Linked DNA regions of Homo sapiens: region 2 is linked to region 1. Evidence: chromatin contacts called from ENCODE Hi-C or POLR2A ChIA-PET data. All regions are on one chromosome and are shown on one strand. Each heading gives the region's core, a stretch centred on a gene start or an enhancer-like site at or near the end of the contact. The rest is flanking DNA. Distances are from core to core; before and after follow the strand shown.

What was found. A loop is a pair of places that touch in the nucleus more often than their neighbours do. ChIA-PET counts read pairs that join two places held with the same protein, here RNA polymerase II (POLR2A). Pooled maps may share reads with other maps.
Region 2: a map with no recorded cell type shows a loop between it and region 1 (4-fold over the local background). The contact joins two enhancer-like sites. A Hi-C loop is called at or near these places in 3 of 168 maps with a recorded cell type or tissue (IMR-90, endothelial cell of umbilical vein and heart left ventricle), 1 of 37 single-sample maps with no recorded cell type and 9 of 50 pooled maps. POLR2A ChIA-PET finds 5 or more read pairs at or near these places in 5 of 52 experiments (A549, AG04449, Panc1 and 2 more).

The regions. Positions count from the first base shown.
Region 1 is chr9:96,555,631-96,558,787 of GRCh38, reverse strand. All of the region lies in intron 4 of CDC14B (cell division cycle 14B), which reads left to right. Among named protein-coding and RNA genes, the nearest start is that of CDC14B, 63 kb to the left of the region's middle. Within about 2 kb of position 1,592, at least 9 of the 41 ENCODE cell types and tissues checked have a DNase peak (open chromatin) inside an H3K27ac peak, as active enhancers do.
Region 2 is chr9:96,343,258-96,346,188 of GRCh38, reverse strand. It overlaps SLC35D2 (solute carrier family 35 member D2), which reads left to right. Exons shown (of 12, transcript NM_007001.3): 7 at 788-890; 8 at 2,193-2,285. It overlaps SLC35D2-HSD17B3 (SLC35D2-HSD17B3 readthrough), which reads left to right. Exons shown (of 26, transcript NR_182427.1): 7 at 788-890; 8 at 2,193-2,285. Among named protein-coding and RNA genes, the nearest start is that of SLC35D2, 39 kb to the left of the region's middle. RefSeq lists an enhancer at 2,663-2,931. Within about 2 kb of position 1,533, at least 11 of the 41 ENCODE cell types and tissues checked have a DNase peak (open chromatin) inside an H3K27ac peak, as active enhancers do.

The sequences.
Region 1 (3,157 bases), core at 343-2,842:
TGCCCTATTTAAGCCAGTGGCTATGACCTGGCCAGATTGAGGGATAATGATACTTAACCTGTCATTTCAAAGTAAAGGTGAAATTTTAAGTGGAAAATTTTAAGTGCTTTTCAAAACAAATTCATAATAAAAATCCTTTTGGAAAGAAAAGTTGGAAATTTTGTTTTGTTAATTTTGTTGTAAAAATGTCATACACAAAATCCATATTTGCACTCTTGAGAAATTTAAAAAATCTTTTAAAAAGAAGTTTTTATATTTCTAGAAACAAGACGTGCACGTGTGTGTATATGCACAGATGTATGTTGTGTACGTATATGTTTTATGTTTACAGTACAATTTTAAAATTTTTTATTGGTACATAATTGTACATATTTATGGGTTACATGTGATAGTTTTATACATGTATATAATGTGTGACAGCCAAATTAGGGCAGTTGCAGTATCCATCGCCTCAAACATTTGTCATTTCTTTGTGTTGAGAGCATTTTAAATCTTCCTTTCTATTTTGAAATACACAGTAAGTTATTGTAAACTATAGTCACACTACTGTGCTATCTAACACTAGAACTTGTTCATTCTAACTGTACATTTGTACCAAAGAACCAACCTCTCTTCACTCCCCCTGACCACACACGCCCTTCCCAGCCTCTGATAACCCTTATTCTACTCTTGGCCTCCATAAGATCAACTTACTTAGCTCCTGCATATGAGTGAGAACATAATGGTATTTGTCTTTCAACTTTGGTTACATCTTCCTGCCACAGCAGTTAGATTTTCTGAAGATACATGGTATTCATCTCTTCTATGGGTTAAATGTACTTTTGAGGGCTAGCCTGGGAAATTAACCACCATTTCTAACATCTTTCTGTGTATAAAATAAATGCCAAGCATTTTGTGTAAAAAATAAATGACACAAGCAAACTTTTGGCACGTAGCTTGCAAATTTGCTTTCCTCTAATGTTTAATAGATTACTTTGGTAGAGCTAATTGTAACATGTAGGTTCCCTGTTCAAAATTTATCACTGTATATTATTATTTTTTATGTTTAAGCAGTTTTTATAGCTGTAAGAATGGCTTACCTTGTAAGCATTTATGTTGAAAATGATGATACTAATTAAATTTAAGAATATATTAACTCAGCAATCTGTGAGAAGAATTCTAAACTGCATTAAATTTGAGATTGCCTCTACAGTTATGATAAGAGCTCAGGGACTTTGTTATTTAATGATGATCTTTTGAATCTGTGGTCCCACTTTTTAAATGATTTAATTATCTTGGACTCAGAATAGCCAGTGCCTGCAGGAGGAAAGGATCAGTTGGGAAGTTAAGACAAGGGAACAGAGAACGAGGATCTAGACGCAGTGGGTAAGAATCCAGTTCAGCAAACAGCTGCCCAGATGGGACAGCAGAGGCTGGAGGACAGAATGAGGTCATAACACCCTTCCTGGGTGTCTGTGAAAGGCAGGGCAAACAGCACGAGGCAACCGTCAGTAGTAGCCAGGCCCCAGCTAGTGTGAGGCGAACTGGGCTGAGCAAAGGGACGGCACAGGCCCTCAGTGGGAAGCCAGTGCTTCCTTGGGAGCCGGCCCTGTGGGAGGCAGCTGTCTGCCCTGCTCACAGTGCATCACAGTTTGACTTCCCTTGCCACCCGAGGGCTTCTGACGGGCGTTTCCACTGCCCGTGGTGCTTGCTGGGTGCTGTTAACTTGGGGAAAAAGTGAAGAGAAATGGCTCTCTGATAGCTTAAGATCCTTGACTGCAGATCCGTTAAGCTTTCTGGAATTTTGGGTCCCATCCTTGTTCCGGTCATTGTTTTAGATAGGATGGGTTCCTGTCTATAAATACGGCCAGAGGAGCAGGCCCTCTTCCATCAATAATAGGCGGTGTGATCTTGGATGAGCAGTTGATGCCAAGGTCTGGAAAGTTGTAGCCTGCCAGTTTTATGAAACTCACAGAGCATTATAAATAGTTGTGGGTTTTTTTTCCTCTGTGGTTAAAATTTAGGAGATTTCATTTTTTAAAAAATCAAGATTTTTTTCTTGGTCTTTAAAAAATGTCCCTACCACTCAAATGTGTACTAATTCCCAGGGCCAATTCACTATTTTTATTAGCAGACTTGGTAGATACGTGTTTGCTACTCTGAACTTCCAGTTTCATTTTGTCGAAATTGAGGATCATTATATATATCATTATATATATGTAAAAGTAATTTTAAAAGTTAAAACTATTGAAATATAAGTTCATCTGAGGTTTTTTTTAACGAGTTTTTTTTCTTAACCAGTTTTGTGCAGGAGCTATGAAAGTGATTTTATTTACTTTTTTATTCTCTGTGTTCTTTCCTCTGCTCACCTTTTTTATTGAGCAGTTGAATGTGTAAGCCTATCTTCAACTTGCATTGATTTGTGAGCATTCTTTGTTAATCTGGAGAGAGTGATTTTTTTTTTTAATAATCAATCAAGTTCTTGGCGTAGGAAAGACTGTATCATCTGGCTGACATGAAAATAGTCACAAGAGTCTTTAAGTGCTGGAAACATTGTGACATCTCTCCAGGATTTCCTGGTTACTCAGGCTGCCACATTTGTTGCTGGAATTTCAATATCCTTTGTCACTCTCAGCTCTAGGGTGAAATGACTTGTGTAACGTTTGGGTTCTAAATTGTACAGAGGCTCTCTAAGTATATAAATAAAGCTTCAGAATCCTGTGCATAAGAGTAGAAATAGGAAGCACATGTCTAATTGGGTTTCCATGATTTGAGGCCCGGCTTGTCAGCATTGAAACATTGAAAGGAGAAGTAATGCAGCTGGGATCCTGTTGCTTCTGTTGCTTGTTCTTCCATCACTGCTAGTTCAATACCTCCGAGGTTTTGAAACGTATGTTAGTAATCGAGGGTCCAGCGTTCTCACAGGGACTCTGGCATGCAGATGGTGATTTTAGAAAGTGGGGGTGGTGGGAAGTCCTGGGAATGGTTGAGGTATTGTTCAGCAAAAAAAGAACTTTGTGCCATGACTTTGAAAACCACACCAGTCTCAAGCATTTTCAACCACAGTATTTGCGTGTGTTTGTGTGATATTTGCTCGTTCAGAGAGAGTCTTTATCCTAGAGAAACAAGGTCTTACTGATGCCTCCTAAGCTGCATCTCTGTGCTTACGCCTCATGTA
Region 2 (2,931 bases), core at 284-2,783, 210 kb after region 1:
TCTTTTATCAGTTAAATTAGCAGGCCCCCAGACACTGAATCTAAGAGGGTACAGGAAAAGGTTTTCCTCCCTGGCAATGTGTATTTCTGAATTATGACATGGCCTAGCACTGTCTGCAACGATCAAGTGCAGGTGGGTGGGCCACATCATGGCTCAGCTATTGCTCTTCCTCTTGTTCCTGTCATAGATCCCCAAACGTATTTATGCTGGTGCTATTTATAATGGAAATGGAAGAGAAGCTGTTTCAAAAGAATGGGAAGAAAGGAGCCATAGAGGGGTCACATAGAAGGATGGATACCTGCCTTGCCATTTTGATGGACGGGGTGCGGTTTGGGCACCAGATGGAGGTGTGGCTGCCTCATGCGACCCCTCTTACCCAGCCTCTGCCCAGCTGCCCCTCACTGGCTGCACCCTGGAGGTGGCCCTGTTCACTACAATAAGCAGAGCCCCTGGGTGGATCGGGGCGAATCACTCCCCTTAGGAAAGTCAGGGCTCACCAGTTATTATGTGGATTCATCAGCTAGCGAAAGAAAGGGGTTGCAGTTGAAGGAAGATGCTTAATGTCGCTCTGGTTTTAAGCCATTCACGATTGAGTCGAAGCCATCTGATGGGCTGGTTTGGTTTTTGTCTGGAGGCAAAGCAGAGGAATTAATCATTCACTACCACAAAGCGGGGAAAGTGTGCCACAGAAAAGTGGGTTTGATTAGGGAAAGGTAGATCAGGCGGGCTTGGAGGCCAAGTTGTGAGTTTTTGAGTAATCATTCTCCCTTTGTGGTCTCCCTCCCAGGTCTGACCTTGCTTTTAACTTAGAAGGCTATATTTTTGTATTCCTGAATGATATCTTCACAGCAGCAAATGGAGTTTATACCAAACAGAAAATGGACCCAAAGGTACCAGACCTTGCCTATGGCTTTTTGGCTCTGTCATCTGGCCCCTAGAATTATATGAAAAATGAAAATGAATGTGTACAGTTGGAATGTAATTTAATTTATATAATATGACCTGTAAATTCCTTATTTTCAATTATCTTGTCTGTATAAGTTATTATTTGCGAAATTTTGGGTGAAAATGAGATATGATGGGAAAAGCCACTAGTTTAGATGCACACTCAGAACATATAAAAAGGGATTATTCTGAAAGGCAAATTAATTTTTTTACCAGCATCATCAATCACCAAGGCAAGGTCAGGGGTCACGATATTTGTTCAGAGAGCGCTAGTTTGGAGTCTGGAGATGTGGGCTACAGACACAAGTTTTTCTACTTACTGACTGTTGTGACTTTGAACCTTAACTTCTCCAAACTTCAGTTTCCTTATCTGTGGAATGAAATGACTGCAATGGATAATTTGTAAGGTCTTGTCCAGCAATAGCTGCTGCTTCTGATGATGAGGGGTGGGGCAGAGGAGCTTTGCTTTTGTGTGGCTGCCTGTCACGTGGAGGCCCCATCCCTCCCCCTCCCCCATCCCTCCCCCACCCCCAGCTGTTACAAGGAAGCCCGGAGGATGAGTCAGGCATATGTTTCTTTGTTCCAAGCTCTTTGTGCTGGATGAGGGAGTTCACTCTGACCAACAGGCTTATTTCCATGAGCTATTTTTTTTAATCTGCTCTTTTTTTTTTTTTTTTATCTGCTCTGTTTTTTTTTTTTTTCCCCTGCATGGCCTTTTTTTTTTTTTTTTTTTTAACGGTAGAAGTTTTGCAAAAACAGGTTTGTTGTCTTTTGAGGATCACAATATGTCATCCTTTTTTGAAAATGGTGAAGTGGTGTGGCCACTTTAATGAAAGTAAATATATGATGCTGCTGTCCTTTAATGGAAAGAGCAGATGTTTTTAAAGAGTTTTGTTTATATTAACATTTTTAATGTTCTTTATTTTGTTCCAGATTTCCCATTTTGAATTACATGCTTTAAAAAAAACCCCACATAATTAGAATGCTGGAGATGAATGGAACCCTAGAGGCTTCCCACTGCCATGCGTTTTCTCTGTAGTTTTGGTGTAAAACAAATGTTTATTCCAAAATCTCAGTACCCTCAAACCAAAGCATTTTATGTCAGAAATTTGCTGAAAATATTCCAAAAGAGTTGCTCAGAATGCACATTCTAACTTCGCATGAATATGCAGTTGTATAAATGGCTCCAGGAAATCTGTGCCTCACGTTTCTGAAACTGAGTGGTTTTTACATTTTTGTTTTTGCAGGAGCTAGGGAAATACGGAGTACTTTTCTACAATGCCTGCTTCATGATTATCCCAACTCTTATTATTAGTGTCTCCACTGGAGACCTGCAACAGGTGAGCTGATGACAATCATTACAGTTTTCCTTAGCTGGCTTTAAAAAATTTAATATTTAACATTTGATATGCACTGAAACAAAAAGTGTAAAGTTAGCTAGGACTACCAGGAGGGTACATGATAACAAGATGTTTGATATCCCTAGTAACACCTTTTGGCACTACCCTTGCATTGGCATTTATCCTTAGCCACATATCAAGGAGAGCCAAGAACTCTGGACTTGGTACTTTTTGGAAAACAACAATACAAATCTGAGTTTGAATTCCATATCCCCCTTTGCTAATGTGGGGACCCTGGGAGAGCTACTTACCCTAGAAGGGGATTTTGATCATTTTAAAACATAGGTTTGTTTATTTATTTGTTACTTTCTATTACGGACATTTTGAAACATGCACAAAATAGAGTAATTCAATGAGTTGTCAGGGACCCACCACCTAGCTTCAACACTTTGGCATTTTGCCATCTTATTTTATCTGTCCTCATCCATCCCCAGCTTTTTGTTCCTCTGGAGTATTTTAAAACCTATCCCAGCCATCACGCCATTTTACCTCTAAATATTCCAGGATCCACATTTGAATTTTGGGAAGGTGTTGTTCTTTCAGCATTTGCCCTGAAACCGTATCTGCTGCTGGTGAGAGACAAATA